Regions from separate parts of the Homo sapiens genome. Here region 1 is linked to region 2. Evidence: chromatin loops called from intact Hi-C (ENCODE). Cell type or tissue: endothelial cell of umbilical vein. All regions are shown on one strand.

Region 1 (8,000 bases), 760 kb before region 2:
AATTTATATATAATAAATAATATATTTATATATATTATATATAAATAAATGTTATATAATATTATATATGTATTTCCTAACCCTACTTCCAGATAGGAAAACTGAGCCATGATAAGGATTAATAAATGCCTAAAAAATAAGTCAATAACAGGTCTGAGTCAAGAATTCTAATCTCCTGGTACCCAGATTAATGTGGTTTACATTTTCTCTAAATCAATATATGTGTAGGCCCAAACAAGTCTCCTAAAGCAATCAAATAGGAATCCTAGGGTATGCCAGTTTCAGACAAGAATAATAATTTGCATGTGTGCATTTGAAATGAGGACATATCTACACTTTTCTAAAGCTGAAAACCTATCTTTGTGAAACTCACATTTAGCACAGATGTTTCACATACCTTATTATTACTGGTTAGCATATTTAAGTAGTAAACAAGTTTGTCAGATATTTTCCTTGGCTAAATAACTTTAATAGGGAAGATTGTCACTAAAAGAGATGACGAAAAGTCCGCAGTGGCCTTCTACCTCACATCCAAATGCAGGTAGGATATTTGCTAGTTATTACTTAAATCTTTGCTGATAATCACTGACAAAATGACACAAGAAAGCCACTCACTAGAAATATGCTTTGGCTAGCTCCTGATAAGAGGGTTTATTTGAGTCAAGATATATTATCTATAATCACATATATCTGTTTTAAAAATGTTTATAACATTTTTGAAGGCTTGAATTGGAAGAAAAAGGTTAGTTGGCTTTTTACTTGTTAACCTAAAAATAAAAAAGCAACATGAAATCCCAACTACATATGTTATGACAGACACATGAACGACTGATTCAGGTTTCTGTATCAAAACAAATTTTGCTTAGGTAAAAGAGGTCTTATGGATACAAAATTTAGATTTAAAAAATTGGAAGCAGCATTTAGGCTTTTTCTAATAAATATATCTTTCAACTTGTCATGAAAAAAGGTTGAAAATATGTAGTTTATTTCAGACCTGTAATGGACACATAAAGGAAACAGAGAACCTCTGCAGGTATCCTGGATAGTTTTGAGAACTATGTGTTGCATTTCATATATTGGAAAAATGTTTTCTACTTGAGTAGAGTTGTGTGTATTACCTTATTAAATAATATCTAGTAATCTTAATGTCAAGATACAAAAAAAAGTATTAAAGTATTTGTTATTATCATGTTGAATACTAAAGATTAATCAGTAAGTATTTGATTAACTGGTTATATAAACATTTAAATATAGGTCACACCCACACAGACACATATGTACACACACACACACATTCTGTTGTATCTTTAACTCACACATTATTGCATATATATGGGTAAATTAAAGGTGCATTCTAAAAAATGTCGTAGCCATATGAGAAAGCTTGAATTATATACAGAAAATGTTACATTATAATCTAATGGAGTATCCATTTATGATAACGTCCAATGGTAGTATCCATTTCAAGCTCTGACTTTGAGAAGGAAATACATTTTCCCTAAAGAGAAAACTTTCAAATTAGTCTTCTTTCATCATAGCTTATGGAATGCTGAACTTGGCAGAGGAAAAGCAAAGAATCAGACACAAGATGTTGAACAGCCCGATTTGAAAGTTAGAAATTTGCAGTTGTGTATAGTCACTTATATTCAAGTAATACAAGAAGCTAAGGTTTTTATCAAGCATAGTAAAGGGACCATTTGGTAAAACTCCATGCTTAACACCCTGGTTTTGACCAAATTAATATGTCAAAACAGAGAACTTTAGGGTCATAGAAATTAACAACCTGAAATAAGAAACAAAAATCTTGGTGTAAGGCAACAATATTTTAGAATGCTAAACAGAGAACTGGATTGATTAAAAAAAACTGATGCAAACAAAGCTTTGTTAGCCAAGAGAACATAGAAATGTATTTTAGGACTCATGGTATAGTAATCGTAATTCGTGTATGTAAGCCTTTATGATAAAAACGTACATTGCTCTCATTAGGGAGATATGATCAATATTTTTGAATAAGTCTTTTTGTTAATTTTATAACATCCAATATGAAACAAGCCACTTGGTATTGTTAAGTACTTCAAACTGTACAGATTCTCTTGAGAACCAAATAAATATATTTTAAAGGAATTAAAGCTCAGTGTCTGATATAAAATACATATAATTAGAGAGAAGATAACCTTACATAAAATTGAATAATACAGCCAGAAATTATAATACTTATAATGTTTTTTATTGTTAGAAGGGCCTTGGTGTGGAGGCTCATGTCTGTAATCCCAGCACTTTGGGAGGCCAAGGCAGGAGGATTGCTTGAGGCCAGGAGTTCAAGAGCAGGCTGGCCAACATGGTGAAACCACATCTCTACTAAAAATACAAAAATTAGCCAGGCATGGCGGCACGTGCCTGTAATCCCAGCCACTCAGCTGACTGAGGCACGATAATTGCTTGAACTCAGGAGGCAGAGGTTGCAGTGAGCAGAGATCGTGCTGCTGCACTCCAGCTTGGGCCACAGAGCAAGATTCTGTCTCAAAAAAAAAAAAAAAAAAAAAAAGAAAAAAGAAAATCTACATGCTAATTTGACAAAGCTTCAGAATGTCCATAGTTGTCCTAAAAAAAAAAATTGTTAGAAGGGACCTTTATATTTTAAAAATGCAATGGTCATGTGTAAGGGAAATGTCTGTGCTTTAGTCAGGAGTAGGCTGAGGTGGCCTTCCAGCAGCATAACTCAGCGGGTTTGGAGCGCAGGCACCACAACTCCCCACGTTATGTAACCACGCCATGTGAGGCACATTACCTAACCACACCACGTGAGGAGCATTAGGTAATCACCAACATGAGCTTGTGCTTGGCCCAGAGCCACTACTGTCGGTAAAAGGTATAATTATGCTGCTAATGCTGTACATACAGCATGCTTGTGCCCATGGCTTGCCTGCATCCAGGCTCATTTGTGCCCAGAGAGTAAAAGCCATGTTGAAACTGTCTACGATTCCTCAAGTGTTTTTCCAGCTACCCACCACTGGCCCACCAACTCCCCTCAGACCTCAGTTAGAACCTGACAGTTGGCAACATGAACAGGATCTCAAGCTGTGCTGCTTGGATGGGCTATGGTGGAAACCTGGGTGGTGGTAAATGGGTCCCCGGCAAGCATGAAGGCGCTGGTGCAGCTGGAAGCACAGAGCACTGAGAAGGAGCGAGCCTTTGTCGGCAGAGTTGGATGGGTGTTTTTGAATGCACTATGAGAGGTATACACTCAGTCCCTGAGGGATGCAGCCCAGGTAAGGGACCTTCAGGCACAGGCGGGACGCCTGGAGACCTGGCTACAGAACTTGGAAAAGGAATTAGAGGCTGCAGTGAATGCAGGCCTGGGTCCGCCATCTTGGCCTGAGACCCCCCACTCAGTCTGAGACTGAGGAGGATGAACCCCCGTTGTGGGCTGGCCCAGTGGTCCATCAGAAAGTAGATCATGAACAGCCGTTGGGCCCCAAGGGCAGGCTCAGGGACTCCCCCACCATAACGCAACACACTTTATATATTGCCCATACCCCAACTGAGTTGTAGGAATTAGGCAAACAGTGCCGCCAGCATCCAGGGGAACCTCTGTCCGCCTGGACAGCCACGTGGACTGTGTGGAATGACGCTGGTGAAATACCAGAAACTGTCAGTAGATGGCAGTCGTATACAGATTTGGTGCAAGTCATTCGGGAGATGGGCATGCGGCAGGCTATGTTTGACCTGAATATCTGGGGGCCAGATGATGAACGTTTCACCTTCCACATGACGGATCTCCTGTTGGGTTCTGCGTCCCCAAGTGCTTTCAGCTCCCTAGCTGCTGTCCTCGCCCTGTACGTAGGGTGCTGCATACATGAAGTGACCACTGCTATGGCGGCTCTCGGGGAAGCAGCAGACCATCACTGGGACCGCGCCCTAAAGAAGGAGAAGCTGCCCCACCCACAGGAGACTCCCCCCAGAGGAGAAAACGGAGCCCCAGTGAGTGACATGCTCACAGATGTAGATAGATTTGATTTTGGCTGGGGCTGACTGAGAGAAAATTGATCAGCAGCCCAATGAAGTACTCTGACTTTGTGGAGACAGTTGTCTCTGGAGCAGCAATTCCAGAAAATGCCCAGTGGGGAGAAAGACATTGCTGCGCGAGCTAGTCCCGCCCAGGTGCTTCAGCTCAAAGACTACTTGTAGCCAGATGGAAATGTTTTTTCTGTTTGATTAGGGAACTGGTCGAGGTGCCTGGCTTGAGAGAACACCAGACAACCAAAGGCCACATGTGGAATTAGCAATCCACTGGTCCCCCACCAATGTACAGCGGCGGGTGCTGGTGCAGGTGGATATTGGCAAAGATTGCAGCCTTGTTTACGGGAACCCGGATAAGTTTCTGGGCAAGGTTGCATAGACAGCTCTGAAGGCCAGTCAGTGAAAGTGAAACCTGTATCTCGCACCTAGGCATTGGCCGTTTGGCTCCCCACTTATGCACTGTGCATGTCTCTCCCATACCTGAATACATCCTGGGGGTGGATATTTTGGACGGCTTGGCAGCTGTGCCGTTTATCATGGACTTGATGGACCGCTTGACAGAACTGGGCCAGTACCAGTGTGTGGTGGACTTGGCTAATGCATTATTTTCTGGAGAGCCAGGAACAGTTTGCCTTCATGGGAGGGCACAAATGGACTTTCACAGTGTTGCTGCAGGGCCATATGCATAGCCCCATCATACTTCATGGTCTTGTTAATGATCTTATGTTAACCCATGGCCAACTCCTGGAATACAATGTGGCAAGCTTTGGACAAAGGATTCTGCAAGACCCATGGTGCACCTGCCCCCTGACTGGCTTGTAGCATCTATGATGGGTGGGGATGGCTAGTGGGGGAACAGGTAGTACCCCCGGCCCAGGCACTGTGGTGCATAGAGGAGCACTACGGTAACACCCCTGTGGGATAGGTACCTACCACGGCCTGTGTAAACAAAACACGTGTCATCACACTGAAGGTATGGTGGAACAAGCAGCCCCACCGAGGTTGGGCCTCGATGGATTTGGTGCCCTCTGGGGGTTTATGGGTCTGTGGGGACACAGGGTAGCCTTACCTACCAGCGGACTGGACTGGACATTGTACTTGGGGGTGGCCTTATGTACTTGTCACTGTTCTTCCCACATTGCCCAGACACCTACATAACTGAGAGATGCCACACTCTTGGTTTCTGTGAATGCAAGGAGCCCTATGGTGTTTCTACCCCTTGGCAGTGACTATCCCTGGAGCTGGTGTCATAACTGTAGGAGCACAGGTTACTTCTCTTGTAGAGCACACCGCTTAGGCTCTGAATTATACCTGAGTGGCCCTCCACCTATTAATGGGTGAGGTTGATCAGATGAGAAAGGAGGTACTGCAAAACGAAATGGCCTTAGACATAGTAACTGCTGCACAAGGAAGTACCTGTGCCCTTTTAGGAACACAATGTTGTACCTTTATCCCTGACAATCAGCAGAACACAACAGCCCTGCGAGGGCTCCTATGGGAGATTAAGGCAGTCTAGAGCCTTACTGACAACCACCTGCAGAGATGGTGGGCATCTCTAGGCTCTGGCCTACACTGGGCCCTAATAATCATAAGTAGCATAGCTGGGATCCTAGTAGTGAGCTGTTGCTCTCTGTATTGTTGTTGTGGGTTATGAATTCAGGGCTCTGCCCTGTGGGCACGTGTTCCTGCCCAGAGGATTCCCTTGGCCTAGGGGGTGGAGTGAAAAGGAAATGGCTGTGTGTTAGTCAGGAGTAGGCCGAGCTGGCCTTCTGGCACAGCATGACTCAGTGGGTTTGGAGCACAGGTGCACAACTCCGCAAGTTACATAACCACGCCACGTGAGGTACATTATGTAATCACGCCATGTGAGGGGCATTAGGTGATCACCCACGTGAGCTCGTGCTTGGCTCAGAGCCACTATTGTCTGTAAAAGGTATAATTATCCTGCTAACGCTGTACATACAGCTTGCTCACACCCACCGCTTGCCTGCTCCCAGGCTCGCTTATGCCCAGAGAGAGAGAGTAAAAGCCATATCGAAACTGTCTACGATTCCTCGAGTGTTTTTCCAGCAACCCCATAATCACCCACCAACTCTTCTCGAACCTCAGTTAGAACCTGACATCATGCCTACAAATGACACAATATTAAAAACAAGCAAACAAAAAATCTCTCTCAACTACTGAGTCAAAAAGACAAAGTAGAACACAGTAATACACACTGATAAACAAAAAGTTACAACTATGAAAGATAAGTAGAAGACAGGTGGATAGATTCATACACATGCAAATTTAGAGAGAGACAAATATAAATAAAAGCAACCAGGAAATACAAATGTGATACGGTCAATGTTGTAGGAGGCTATCACAGATCAATAAAAAATTAACGCTTAAATATAGCTTTAAAAGTATATATTTTAAAGAACAAGATAAGAATCAGATATTTGGCTCTATTTAAAATGTTTAGAAGTAGAACAAAGTGCCAAAAGAAAACAGAAACCATCTGCTGCTTCTGACCTGTTTCTTTCCTCCTACCTGCCATGGACACAGCTCAGTTTTGAACAATTTTTTTCTTTTTGTACTTTCTTTGCCCCTGAAGAAAACCTAGAGCTCCCTGGAGAGCTCCAGTCACCGGAGGACAAAACTTCCCTATTTTGCTTAGCTTTGCTTTCTTTTTATTCACAGTTGAATGTGAAGTCATTGAGTACATTTAAAACAGATCCCTCTACATTTTAGGTAAATAGAGAAACAGGCTTTCTTGGAAGTGTTGTTGCCAAGACAGGGGCAACCCAGAGACAGGGGTTTAGTTTCTGGGTGGGGGTGGAATCAGGAATCTATGTTAGCTGTGTCCTGAATACTTGGGAAAATGTCTCGAGAAGACTGTCTTGGTCTTCTTGGATAGAAGTCTTCTATATTGGATAGAAGACTATCTTCCATTTTTTGAAAATTGTGCAAAAATAGTGATCTAAGATGGTTAACTTGCAGCTTAGGCTACAAAGATTTGAATTTAATCAAGGCTTATTTCTGTAAAACGAAATTAGAGATACACTGCTTTATTTTGACACATCATTTGCTACCTTTAAGAGGGAGAATAATGATGGAGTTACTGGGTTCCTGTTATTTTTTAGTTTGGCTTTCTTTAAGAGTTCAAGTTATACTCTGACCCACATAATTTCTGAAATTCCTTGGGGAGTTTGGTGAACGTGAGTTAAATTATTGATTATTTTGTTATTTTACTTCATATTCAACTTCAAAAGTAGGCTTCTACAGCTAAATTACTGGAAATACCATTTGGGTATTAACATCTGCTGGATTTTAGAAGTTTAGTCAGCCTAATTTACATCCTCTGAGTGTTTAAATGCATGTTTTAACATATCTCACTTTTATGTGTATTACATATTTCCTCAAGTATTAAAGTAAAATATAATCATTGAATAAAATTTGAAAAATAGCAAACACTATCAAGCAAAATCAACCATAGTCCAATGTCAACATATTATATATATATATATATATATATATATAAAATGCCAGGCATAATAAAAGGTGCATTATAAATAGGACATAAAAGTCAATTAAATTATATCATAGAGAAGTACACTTTGGATCAAGCTTTTAAAAATTATGATTGTATTACATCTATCTTTCCATGTTAAATTTTCTATTATACAGCCATTTCACAAATTATTAAGCCAGCATTCTATTATTTGGTATTGATATACGGTATTTTCTAATTATTTTTTACAAGTGATGGTTCATTTCAAGAAGTGGGATTATTGAATCAAATGCTATGGTTTTCTATATTTCTTAATAATTAACTAGTAATCTAGATAGCGTGATGAAAACAAGTTTCAGAGCTTCACAGACTTAGATTCAAAAGTAGGAAACTCCAATTTTAAGCTTTCTGCTTCCACTAAAAAATAATTTTTAAAATCAAGATGTTGAAATTGTACATCAGAAGAAGCCTGTTAATAGAATATAAT
Region 2 (8,000 bases):
AATTATGTCTTTTTGACTTGGACTAACTTTACAATCTTCCAGAGGTTCCCAACAATAGCTTTCAAAAATTTATTCTCTCTCCTCCTTACTAAAAGAGAGATGTTAAACTAATTAAACTAATTCGATATTGTTAAATTTGCATGAGGAGATTTGTCAAATAAGAAATGATGTTTAGGGAAGCAGATAACATGGAGCAAGGATGACACTCAAGAGCCTGATTTTCCTCTATGTAGTTGTAATCAGCTTTTCACAATTCTCTGCTCTCTACCCCCAGGATCTCAGGATCACTACTGACCCTAAAGGCCCTGCATGCACTGCCTCTCCACCACAACTAAACTTAGATGTTGCCATGAGAGCCGGGAGGTTGTTTTGCTTCAAGTTAAAATTGCTCTGAGGCTGATCTCTTCCTCTAAGTTTTTGTGTTCAGGCCATATGGACACTTCCTTTTGCATTATTTTTCTACTTAAGATCCTTTACTAAACTCTCCCCCTGACCCTTCTGTTTAAAGTCTTCACCAAGATGAAGATGCAGAGAAAAGGGTTGGTGGGAATGTAAATTAGTTCAGTCACTGTGTAAAGCAGTCCATTTTCTCAAAGACCTTAAACAAGAACTACCATTCAACCCAGCAATTTCATTACTGAGTATATATCCAAAGGAATATAAATTGTTCTACCAAAGGGACACATGCATTCATGTGTTCATTATAGAACTATTCATAAAGGCAAAGACATGGAATCAACCTAGGTGCCCCCATCAGTGGTGGATTGGATAAAGAAAATGTGGTACATATACACCATGGAATATCACACAATCATGAAAAAGAATGAAATCCTGTCCTTTGCTGCAGCATGGATGCAGCTGGAGGCTATTATCCCAAGGAAATTAATGCAGGAACAGAAAACCACATACTGCATGTTCTCACTTATAAGTGGGAGCTAAACGTTGGGTACACATGGACATAATGATGTGAGCAAAATCACTGGAGGCTACTAGAGCAGGAAGACACAGAGCCAGCAAGGACTGAGAAATTTCCAGTTGCGTACTATGCTCACTACCTTGGTAATGGGATCATGTGTAACCCTAACCTCAGTGTCATATAGTATACATACAGTATACCCATGGAGCAAACTTGCACATGTCCTGCCTAAATCTAAAATAATAGTTGAAATTATTAAAAACAAAACAAAACAAAAAACTTCACCAGAGAGGTGGGGTAACGTCCCTTGCGCCACGCACACTTCCCCTTGCCGGCCACTAGAGGGCAGTGCCGCAGCCCCAATCCAGGAGTGCTGGTGTTCTCTTCTTGGTCCTGGGATTCTGCAGACTCCACCCCTGACCTGAGACACCACTTCTCTGGCCCTCACTTCATATCCTTCTCCTTCTCAGGCCAGGTCCTTCTGCCCCCAAGCCTTCCCTTTGCAATCACCCCTCCATGCTGAGAAAGGTGACCTGGGCCTGTTCTGTGCCATCTGATGCTCTTATGCCCCAAATTCCAACCAGCTGGAAATGTGCTTTTCTGGAATGCAGGCATTTTATTTCATCTTTCTCCTTTTGAATGTGTGTAAAGGGGATCAGGTGTAATATGGTTTCAATGTATGTCCCCTCCAAATCTCATGTTGAAATGTAACCCCCATTGTTGGAGGCGGGGCCTGGTGGGATGGGTTTGGATCATGGGAGCAGATCCCTCATGAATGGCTTAGTACCATACCCTTGGTGATGAGTGAGTTCTGGCTCATGAGAGATCTGGTTGTTCAAAAGAGTGTGACACTTTCCCTCCTTGCTCCCTCTCTTGCATGTGACATGTCTGCTCCCCCTTCACCTCCTGCTATGATTATAAGCTCTCTGAGGCCTCACCAGAAGCTGGGCAAATGTTGGTGCTATGCTTGTACAGCCTGCAGAACAGTGAGCCAATTAAACCTCTTTTCATTATAAGTCATCCAGTCTCAGGTATTCCTTTACGGTAACACAATAAATGAACTAATGTAAGGAGAGAGACACAGAGTAACTAAGAATCATAGACAACCTGAGAAGGAAGAAAGAAAATAAGGAAGAATCATGAACAGATGGCAAATTAGAAGATGGGTGAGAAATTTGCAAGAAGACAGGAAGAGAGAAAAAAAAAAGTGGCAGGAGCAGAAAAGAAAAAGAGCAATTTAGAGAAAAACTGTATCTCCAAAGAGGTAAAAGAGAGAAAAATACAGAGGGGGACAGTTAAGGGGGAGGCACCTCAGAAAGAGAGTGAGGGGAGAGACTGAAAGCTTTGGAGCCATGGCAGACAGAACAAGGTGGTGTTGGAGAGAAAGCAAGAGCAACTGGTGACGAGGAGAGCAAAGGGAGAACCACAGCAGGGAAGACGCATAGGAAGCTTCCCCACTCACCATTTCAGCCACATCCTCACCCCCACACCTGGTCCATATTGACTGTTTGGCATGTTTCTTCTCCTTGACCACCCACTGTCTGGATATTGGTGACAATGAGACCCCAAGAAGAGAGCAGAGCCAGAAGGCGGGAGGTGTGCTGAGCTTGCCCCTATGAGTGGTGCTCAACCCTGGCTTCACATTAGCGTTATGAGGCATTCTGCACATATATCCTTTTGTGCTGTAACACTACACTATTCAATTAGTCAGGTTGGGGCTCATCTTTAATATTTAAAGTTGATTTTAATCTGTATCCAGCATTGAACATCATGGCTCATTGACCTCCATTTCTGAGATCAGCCTGTGAACCTGGAGGCAGGAGGGGAGTTATTCTCTGCATCAAGTTTGGTCAGGGCCTAGTCTGTGCCTTGAAGGGGAGCTCAGTCCAGCCAAGTTCCCCACTGCTGTGGCATAGAACTGGGTTTAACCAGGACATAAGGGGTTCTGAAAAAAGAGGTCAGACACGTGTTTGTTGGTTTCTTGTAAAAGTTTATTGTCCCTTCATCTCCCCTGGTACAGTGGGCAGCAGAGGACCATCTTTCCATATGGTGAGGTCTTCCTCGTGAGTGTGGTCGTGGTGCAGGAAGGGACTGTGTTTATTCTAAGCATTAAATGACATACTTTTGACATTCAGGATGGACTTCTAAAACCTCATGTTACCCAAAGAAGAAGTCCAAAAGAGGGAAGAAAAAAATGTCAGGATTGGCTTTTACTAGGTAAAGTGGTATTCTCAATTTATGTGTTCCTTCTTTTCTGAAATGGCAGGCATTTGAGTTGCTAATGTTCTCCTCACTCTGCCCGACATGTTTGCTTGCACTCACCATGCCTTCCCTCAGTCCCTCTCATCTTCACTTAGATTCCATCCCATAGTGAGTCAGTGACATGAACTTGTGGGGAGACATGGTCCTGATATGGGCTTCACATCCAGTCATAGATTAGAGGTTGGGTGTTGGCCCTATGGTGTCACTGCTGTTGGGCAGCAAAAATTGTTTAGGGGCCACATCTGGATGTACTGTCAACTATCTGTAAATCAGGATTAGAAAAGCTACATGTGAAAGTCACATATTAATGTGCACAAACACCTTCTAAATTCTAGAAAAGGAGACCAGTAAGGGGTTAAAAAAAAAAAAAAGAATGTTTGCCTTCTTTGTTATGTTGGTATGAATATGCTACTGGTGTGTATTCCAGAAATTATATTAAATTTCAGGAAGTCTGATAATCCTGGTATAATATTATCAGTCATAATTCTAGTTATTATAAAATGTTATATGCCACAGATATAGCCAATTTTCCTTGTCAATTACATTATTATTATTATCATAAGCCTTAGTAAGATATTTAACCATAACTATTTAAGTATTGTAATCCAAAGTCAGTTAATTATTTTACTCTGGTACTTAACTGGAAGCTTTTGTTAGCAACTATAATATGAAAGTGTTTTGTCTTTAAGAAGATTCATGTAAATGACTCTAAAAAGTACGGGTTTCTCATAACTTTAAGATTATACCATTGGACTGGGTAAGAATTTCTAGAGCTCTAATTAGGAGACTGTTTGGATCATAAAACTGTTAACCCAATATCAATCAGAACAACCATTAATTTAATACCAAGAAAATGTCTTGGTATGTTTTTATGCTAAGTTATTTAGTACTAAAACTATTAGAATATGCAACTGAAATAAACTCCAGAAGATTGATCCAAGTCAAGTCACCTATGATAATCTATTTAATAAACAGTCCTAGGCATCTGATTTTGAAAAACAAAATTGGTATCTAAAAGGATATAAGTTCAATGTTAAGTGTGAACTCAACTAAGACAGTTGCTTGGTTCTTCCTGAGTTCTTAATGCTTCCATTATGAAAACTCTGTACTCCATATTTCATCATAAAGTAGATCAAATGATATATTGTTGTTCAAAACATTGGAAGGGAAACTCTTCTAAAATTGCAAAAATGGTTTGTAACCAATGTTTAGTTTTTCAAGCCCATAAACATGGTAAAAAAATTTCAACTTTAGGTGGGACATTTCTGACACCTGGTGGACCATTTGGATAGACAGATTTCATTTAATTGCCACTATCAGTGGGATATCAATATGTTTTTATAATAGTTTGTATATTCTCTGGTTGGATAGAAGCTTTGCTGTGTATTATAGAAAAGCTCTGACAGTCACTTGCCAAACTATTGCAGGGCTTTAATGCTTTATGCCAGGGTGTGTTTTCTCCAGATAAAAGAAGCTTTTTTAATCCATCAACTGAGGACAACCAAACTTCCTAATCTAGAGCCCAGTGATTAGGTCTTCTGGAAATGACATCAGGGAAAGACTACCCTTGAACCTTGTTGGAAGGGACCATGCCAAGTTCTTACCAACCATACTGCAGTAAAATATTAAGGCCTTGAATCTTAGGTCTATCTCACAACTCAAGTATTCCCTTTCAGACTTTTGGAGCTGTAAAATTGTTGAAGATCTTAAGGTAAAACTGACCAGGAAAGTTTCTCCCCAGAATCAAAGGACATCCTAGATGTGGACAAGTTTTCAAAGATGACAGATCAAGATTTAGCTTCTTTGCCGTCAAGAAAACCTTATATATGTATATATATATATATATATATATATATTTTTTTTTTTTTTTTTTTTTTTTTTTTTTTTTTGAGATGCAGTCTCACTCTGTCACCCAGGCTGGCCCAGGCTGGAGTGCAGTGGTGGGATCTCGGCTCATTGCAACCTCCACCTCCCAAGTTCAAGCAATTCTCCTGCCTCAGCCTCCCAAATAGCCAGGATTACAGGTATGCACCATCATGCCTAGCTAATTTTTTTTTTTTTTGTATTATTTGGTAGAGATGGGGTTTCACCATGTTGGCCAGGCTGGTCTTGAACTCTTCACTTCAAATGATCTGCCCACCTCTGCCTCCCAAAGTGCTGAGATTACAGGCAGGAGCCACTGCACCCAGCCATTTTTTTCTTTTTTCTTATATGTTATTGTCCTTTTTTTCCCCTTTCCCCACAGAAAAACCAATGGGACCATAATAAGTTGATGGCTTTAGCAAAGGCTCATGCTGTAGCAAAACACCAGAGCAACTATTGAGTTTGTAGGCTAATGCCAAAAAACACAAAAACAAAAACAACAAAAACAGGAAACAATTCCACTATTACCAAGGCCTGTCCACGTTCCCAATGACAATCACCTTGAAGCACCAAAAGAACAGTGGGAATCTATCTTTGATGTTCTAGACATCACTGCCACTTGCTTTGCTATTAATAACATAACCACCACCAAATACAGAAAACCTATCTGAGAGATGCCTGCAAATGGTATGTTGTGCTTCCAGGCATCATGTGCTCAAGACCTGGGGACTATCTATCTGGTATGTAATTGCTTGTATAATTCTGTTGGATTAAATCCTTTTCCACTAATTGTGGCTGCATACCCTTACAGCATGTTACAAAAAGATGACAAAAAAAGTTAATTTTCTACTGAATCTTGTTCAGAAACTCTGCTGACCTATGAGCGAACAAATTTAGCTGACTCGTATTCAAATAACACAAGGTGGCCTTCCTTTTCAGCCCCTGAGGGCCTGCATAGGGTCTGCAGACAATTTGCTTACTCTCTTCTGCCTTCCTACTGACTCAGATATTTGGACGGGCTCATTCACACCTTTTGAGTAGCTTCCCTTTGAAAATTCCTATAATAAGAAAATCAACAACAGAAATTAGTAAGAGTCTTAAATGTTTGTATGCAGGTATACATCATGCATTAAGTGGTCTCACTTTGACTAGAACAGCAAGAATGTGAACAATCGTTCAACTGAACTGAGGTTCTGACTGGGAGTTCCATGCTGAGACAAAACAAGTGCTTTATAATGGTGACAGAGTGAATTCACTACCCAAAGTTTCAGTCCATCTCTCAAGATTGAGAAACTGACCAAAAGGTGGAAATTTTAAAATTGTATTTGGCATAAGACTATCTTAATACCTTTCATTCCTATGTATTGAACTGCAACCTTTTAGTATGCAAACAAACTGAAACCTAATACGGGAGAATATATTTTTGTAATAAAGAGCTGGATCTTAGCCAATCACAAAAGCTTAGCAGCTAACGGATCAAGTCATGTCTAAATAAGGCAAATGCCTCCATATAACCATTTCAGCTATTTCTGTACTTACTTCCATATTCTGGTATAAATGCTCACTGCCCATATTGCAGAGAGGAGCTTTCTGAACCTTTTCTGGTTCTGAGTGCTGCGTGATTTGTGACTCACTCTTTACTCAAATAAACTCTGTTAAATTTATTTTCTCTGAAGTTTTTTGTTTAAAGAGGGTAAGGGGACCCTGCATCTGTCCATAAGGAAATAAATGTTTCAGAAAGTTAAATCAGATTCACATAAAGCCTTTCTTGGTGACTTTAAGATGGTTATTGGAAAAGCTAAAATTAGAAGAGACTGTTTTTTTGTTTTTGTTTTTGAATGTGAAAGGTATATTTGTTTCAGATAAAATAGAAGTCAGATGTATAAGAACAGTATCTAAGTGCTAATAGTTTTGATCTTCATTTGTTAAATTGTGTTTTTTCAAATGTATTGCATCATGTTGATTATTTACATTGGATGCTCGTATTTGAAGAGAGTCACATAGTGTTTCACTTTTCTAAAATTCCCATTAATTTTTCTCTTTTTTCAACAGTTTTGTCTCTCTTGTTATCAAAAAGTTTAGTTTATATCTTGCAGTCTTTTTGGTTACTACTGCAAGATTACAGTAAAATTTGTCATAGGGTAATATTCAAAGATTCAAAGATATTTTTAATTAAGATATTTTTATTTCTTCAAATATTTCTTGCCACCTAACAAATGATATTTCTCCTCCTTGGGGAAGGAGTGAATAGAACCTTGAGGAAAAAAAAAAAACAAAAAACTTAAATTTTGAAAAAATATATTAGCTCATAGTAGGTGGGTTTTTTTTTGTTAGTGTTGTTTGTTTTTTGTTTTTGTTTTTGTTTTGTGACAGAGTCTCACTCTGTCACCCAGGCTGGAGTGCAGTGGTATAATCTCAACTCACTGAAACCTCTGCCTCTAGGAATCAAGCGACTCTCTTGCTTCAGCCTCCTGAGTAGCTGGGATTACAAGCACCTGCCAACACACCTGGCTAATTTTTGTATTTTTAGTAGAGACAGGGTTTAACCATGTGGGCCAGGCTGGTCTCAAACTCTTGACCTCAAGTGATCTTCCCGCTTTGGCTTCCCAAAGTGATAGGATTGCAGGTGTAAGCCACCACACCCAGCCTCATAATAGATACTTTGATTTGAAGTCAAATACTTTTGACTTGAAAGAGCTGAAAATATAGACAGAGATTTGTTGAATTTTTAAGGGCTCTGTTTGGAATATTCAGACAAGCTTTATATTGCTGAAGTCTAGATTAATAGATAATAGATTTGATGAGAATAAATGGTGGAGTCAGGAATGATACAGGATCACCTCAGGCAGGAGGACCATGGAAATACTAACCCTAGATATGTTGAGGAGAAATTCAGTAGCAGAAGGCTTGCTTTTTGCTTCCCATTTGAAAGGCTGAGGGGAGACTGTATTAGTCCATT

The links. Hi-C counts contacts between places; a loop is a spot of excess contacts. Peaks named below come from ENCODE experiments on the same cell type or tissue, not always from the same donor. Only the 100,000 strongest peaks of a DNase experiment are listed, where the experiment ranks them.
Region 1: it touches region 2 in a loop (3-fold over the local background); 3 of 110 quality-filtered maps call a loop at or near these places.

What each region holds. Positions count from the first base shown.
Region 1 is chr5:106,871,636-106,879,635 of GRCh38, reverse strand. The region is part of intron 2 of LINC01950 (long intergenic non-protein coding RNA 1950); the gene reads left to right. Among named protein-coding and RNA genes, the nearest start is that of LINC01950, 140 kb to the left of the region's middle. In endothelial cell of umbilical vein, a CTCF peak has its summit at 3,644 (motif pointing right); no DNase peak of the experiment used is centred here.
Region 2 is chr5:106,115,462-106,123,461 of GRCh38, reverse strand. No RefSeq gene overlaps it. Among named protein-coding and RNA genes, the nearest start is that of LINC01950, 890 kb to the left of the region's middle. In endothelial cell of umbilical vein, a CTCF peak has its summit at 1,255 (motif pointing right); a DNase peak (open chromatin) is centred at 4,431.